Linked DNA regions of Homo sapiens: region 2 is linked to region 1. Evidence: read pairs that join two places in POLR2A ChIA-PET (ENCODE). Cell type or tissue: Panc1. All regions are shown on one strand.

What was found. ChIA-PET counts read pairs that join two places held together with the same protein. Peaks named below come from ENCODE experiments on the same cell type or tissue, not always from the same donor. Only the 100,000 strongest peaks of a DNase experiment are listed, where the experiment ranks them.
Region 2: POLR2A ChIA-PET joins it to region 1 with 5 read pairs; 2 of 35 experiments call an interaction of 5 or more read pairs at or near these places.

What each region holds. Positions count from the first base shown.
Region 1 is chr11:68,559,813-68,562,312 of GRCh38, reverse strand. All of the region lies in intron 8 of PPP6R3 (protein phosphatase 6 regulatory subunit 3), which reads right to left. Among named protein-coding and RNA genes, the nearest start is that of PPP6R3, 100 kb to the right of the region's middle. In Panc1, no CTCF peak of the experiment used is centred here; no DNase peak of the experiment used is centred here.
Region 2 is chr11:68,683,898-68,686,397 of GRCh38, reverse strand. It overlaps GAL (galanin and GMAP prepropeptide), which reads right to left and starts at 1,854. Exons shown (of 6, transcript NM_015973.5): 1 at 1,666-1,854; 2 at 1,394-1,474; 3 at 750-804. The coding sequence starts at 1,474. All of the region lies in intron 2 of LOC107984343 (a long non-coding RNA gene), which reads left to right. RefSeq lists enhancers at 1,108-1,783, 2,460-2,500. In Panc1, no CTCF peak of the experiment used is centred here; no DNase peak of the experiment used is centred here; H3K4me3 peaks cover 656 bases; H3K27me3 peaks cover 425 bases.

The DNA of each region.
Region 1 (2,500 bases):
TCTCCATTTATGTAGGTCATCTTTGATTTCATCAATATTCTATAGTTTTGGGGCATTAAGCCTTGCACACATTTTGTTAGGTTTGTATCTTAGTATTTTCTTTTCTCTATGCTATAAAAAATAATACTTCGAAAAAATTTCAAATTCCAATTGCTCATTCCTAGTACATAGAAATGCAATTAACTTTTGAGTGCTGACTTCATACTTGCAATCTTGCTAAATGTATTTGTTAGTTCTAGGAGTATGCGTTTTTTTTTTTCTTTAATGTTCTTTAGGATATTCTACAAAGACAATCCTGTCATCTGTAAACAGATGCAGTCTCACATCGCCCCCTCCCCTCTGAATGTAGCAACACAGACTCCATCGCTACAAAACATAAAAAAAATTTGGCTGGACATGATGGCTTGTGCCTGTAGTCCTAGCTACTTCAGGAGGCTAAAGTGGGAAGATCACTTAGGCCCAGGAGATCAAGTCAATAGTAAGCTATGATTGTGCCACTGCACTCCAGTCTGAATGGCAGGCCTTATCTCAAAAAATATAAATAAAATGAAAGAGGGCTTTATCAGTTTTCATCCAAGTTCCCTTCTAATACTAATCTGCTGAGATGTTTTATCATAAAGGAATTTAACAAAATGATGATATGTTTTTTCTTCATTGATCTGATGTGATCAGATCTGCTGTCTGTTGATGTGAAGATTTTGAAGGATGAATGAGCCTTGCATTCCCAAGACAAACCATACTTTGTTATGATATATATTATCCTTACAATATACTGTTAGACTTGATTCACTCATATTTTCTTGAGGAATTTTACATTTCAGCTCTTGTGGCATTTTGTTACTTGCAGTCGGCCCTCTGTATCCACAGGTTCTATGTCCACTGACTCAATTAACTGGAAATCAAAAATATTCAGAGAAAGCTGGGCGAGGTGGTTCACCTAGTCCCAATGACTTAAGAGGCTGAGGCGGAAGGATCATTAGAGCCCAGGTGTTCAAGGCCAGCCTGGGCAACATAGTGAGACTGCATCTCTAAAAAAAGGTGGAAAAAAATGCCAAACAAAAAATAATACTATTTAAAATAATGAAACAGCTTAACATATATCATTTACATTGTATAAGGTATAAGTGGCCGGGCGTGGTGGCTCACGCCTGTAATCCCAGCACTTTGGGAGGCCGAGGGGGGTGGATCACAAGGTCAGGAGATCGAGACCACGGTGAAACCCCGTCTCTACTAAAAAATACAAAAAAAGTTAGCTGGGCGTAGTGGCGGGCGCCTGTAGTCCCAGCTACTCGGGAGACTGAGGCAGGAGAATGGTGTGAACCCAGGAGGCGGAGCTTGCAGTGAGCCGAGATCGCACCACTGCACTCCAGCCTGGGTGACAGAACGAGACTCTGTCTTAAAAAAAAAAAAAAAAAAAAGGTATAAGGAAACCAGAGATGATTTAAAGTACACAGGAGGATATGTGTAGGTTACATGCAAATACTATGCCATTTATACGAGACTTGAGCAACCGCAGATTTTGGTATGCATGGGAGTCCTAGAACCAATCCTCAGCAGATACAGAGGAACAAATATAGCTTTTGTTCCCATGATTTTGTGTAGTTCACTATAGTTTCAAAGTGATGCTGGCTACATAAAATGAGTTGGAAAGAGTTCCCTCTACTGTATTCTGACAGAGTTCTTCCATCTTTGGTAGACTTCACCAATTGAGCCTATCTAGGCCAGGAGTTTTCTTTGTTAAAGGTTTTCAATATAAGTTCAATTTCTTCAACTGATATGGGGCTGCTCATGCTACCTATTTCTTCTTGAGTGATCTTTGGCAATTATTTCCTCTAAGGAAGTTGTCCATCACATATAAACTGCTGAATCTGTTTAATGCATTGTTTGTAGTAGTCTCTTATTATTCATCTGAACTCCACAGGAAACAGTGTTAAAGTCCATAGCACACAGTCATTCCTATTATTTGTAATTTGTCTCTTTTCTACTTTTTTCCTAATTGGGATGGAAGTTTATCAATTTTATTGATTTTTTCAAAGAACGAGCTTTTGGCTTCACTGATATTCTGTATTATTTTTCTCATCTCAAGTCCACTGACTTCTGCTCTGAATTTTATTATTTCTTTCCTTCTGTTTGCCTTGGGTTTAATTTGTCCTGCCTTTACCTTTAATTTGTAAGGTAGGAGCTTAAATCATTGACACACATTCTTTCTTCTTTTCTAATATAACCACTTAATGTTATAAATTTCCTTCTACTGCTTTAACAGCATTCCATAATGCAATGATGGCCTTGTAGCATGAGTAGCAAGAGGGTACTGTACTGCTGGGGTGGGAAGAGGGCACCGTACCGCTGGGGTGGGAAGAGGGCACCGTACCGCTGGGGTGAGAAGAGGGCACCGTACCGCTGGGGTGGGAAGAGGGCACCGTACCGCTGGGGTGGGAAGAGGGCACCGTACCGCTGGGGTGGGAAGAGGGCACCGTACCGCTGGGGTGGGAAGAGGGTA
Region 2 (2,500 bases), 120 kb before region 1:
TTTAAGGTGGATGGTGAGGTGTGGAGGGGAAGGTGAGTTACAGGAGGGAACCAAGGCCTCCTCTTGTCCCCTCCTTTGGAGGAAAGTCAGAAGGCATTGCTGCACAGACCAAGGATGTGGAGAAAGTAGAGGCCTGGGACAGGGGCGGGGGCGGACACGGGGAGGTGTCAGCCTGCAGTGTCCCATCTAGGGCTAGGGCTCACCTCAGGCAGCAGGGGACACCGCTGACACAGGTGACAACAACAGGACAGGGAGAGGGAGGGGACACAGGCTTGGGCAGGCAGGGTCACCTGAACCTTGTTTTGAGGGGAGCCTGTCTGGGCTGCCTTCAGGCGATCTGGCAATTCCCGTGTGGAGCTTGGAGAAAGGGAAGAGGGAGGCAGGATTTGGGGTCCGCTGACCTAGGGTGCTCTGCAAGCCGAGGAGTTGAGTGTTTTGGGAGACCCGGGGGCCTGGGGAGAGGCCCAGAACAGGGCCTGTAAGGACTGCAAGGCGGGAAAGCCCAGGAGAACTTGAGCAAAGCCCAGGGTGGGAATCTCACCCCGGGACAGGGCGGCAGAGCCGGGGCAGGAGAAGCTTCTGGAAAGAACCGTACACAGATCAAGTGTGCAGAGCAATGGAGACGGGCAATGAGGTCAAGAGGGAGGCCAGAGGGTCTGCCCAGCCGCAGGCGGAGGGGCAGGAGCCAGGGTTCAAAGCGAGGGGCAGGTGGGGTCAGGAGTGGGGAGGCCATGCTGTCAGTCACTTACGTGGGCCCAGCAGGTAGCCCGCGCTGTTCAGGGTCCAGCCTCGTTTTTCCTTGGCCTTGAAGGGAGAAAAGGGGATCAGATGCCAGGGCTGTGCCTGGAGCCTATGCTGAATGGGTGCACCCAGGCTTTCCCGGCATGGCAGAGGACTTAGAACAATGCATGTGCTTTTGGATAGCTCGCGAAATTCCAGGTTTACCCCTAAGTCGGCTATATTTGACATGAAAATGGAACCACTTTATTTACGAAATACTTCACTTGAGGGCCTGAGCCCGCGCACTCTCAGCGCACTGCACCTGCTTTAGTGACGCTGAGGCCACGCCAGTGGCTCCTAGCCCTCCATTCTAACTAAGCCCTGCGGAACGGGCGAGCTTCTCGCTTTCCCGAGGCGCTGACCCGAAGCGCAGAGCTCTCCCGGCGGCCTGGTTATAGCCCGGGGCTGTTGATACACTCGGAGAAGCGCGCGGGGGGAATCCCAGGGAGCCCCGGACCCTTCCCGCGACGCCCGCAGCCAGGACAGCGCCCGCCTTTCCACTTTCCACCCCCATCCCCGCGGGCAGGGCGGAGGCTGCCTCCTCCAGGAAGCCCTCCACGCCCGGCCGGCTCTGATGTCCCCTTCGCTCGGAGGAGACGCGCCCCGCACTTACCGGCGACCAGAGCCCCGCAGAGGCAGAAAGGGCCGCGGCGAGGAGGAGGGAGGCGAGCAGGAGGGCGCTGCCTCGGGCCATCTGGAAGGGAAGGACAGGGCGGGCGGGTCGGAACCCGGAGTGGGCTGCGCCCCGAGGCAAGGAGTGCCGGGGCTGCGGGGAGGAGCAGAGGCGGCGGCCGGGCCAGGGCCCTGGCAGAACCGTCCCTGGGCAGAGGAAAGCCGAAGGGGAGGCCTCCCGGGGGCGCAGGGTCGGCCCGGCGCCAGTAGTACCTTGAGCTGCGGCTGCGCCCGGGTTCGGAGCGTCGGGGTCCGGGTGCGGTGGCGGGTCTGGGCGGCAGGTCCGGGCGTCGGGCCGGGTCGGGTGGGCTCTGGCGGCCTGGGGCGCTCACCGCATGGCGCGGCCGGCAGCAGGGGCAGAAGGCGCGGGCCGGGTCCCTCCACGTGTCCGCCGCCCGGTGTGGCCGCCGCCACCGCCGCCGCTGCTATATATGCGGCGCACCCGGGAGCCGCCCGGAGTCGCGTCACCGGCTCAGCGCCCGCCTCCTGCACCCTCGCCGAGCCCCGAGGGCGACGGGAGTGACCCGAGCTCGGGTCCTCTGGGCCATCATAGGCGGGTGCGGCGGAGAGCCCCCCCTCATCCCGCGGGAGAGACTCCCCCAAATCTGCAGAGAGAACCCCAAACCCTGTGGGAGAGACCCTAATCCCGAAAGACAGAGCCCAATCGCCCCGCGGGAGAGCCCCCAGACCCGTGGCCCAAGTCATCGCTGTGGCGTCAACCCCACTGCTCCCCCCGGGGTCCCAGCCCCAGAGCAAGCCTGACCCCCCACAACGTCCCACGCCTGCGGTCTCCCTGCAGCTTCTCCTCCCAGCCCCTACCGCTGCAAAAGCCAGCTGAGCTCCGCAGCACTGGAGACCCCAGAGGGTGACGGGCAGGGACGACTCCTCAGTCCGAGCCAGCCCCAGCTGGGAGGTCATGGGGTACCCGGGGAATGGCGGGCAACACTTGGCCCTGCGCCCTGGCCGGCTTGTGCTGGGGCTGGAGCGAAGGTTCAGGCCTCGGGAGCCGTCGATGGCGGGGAGGGCAGGCGTTCCCGGCTCCCTGTGC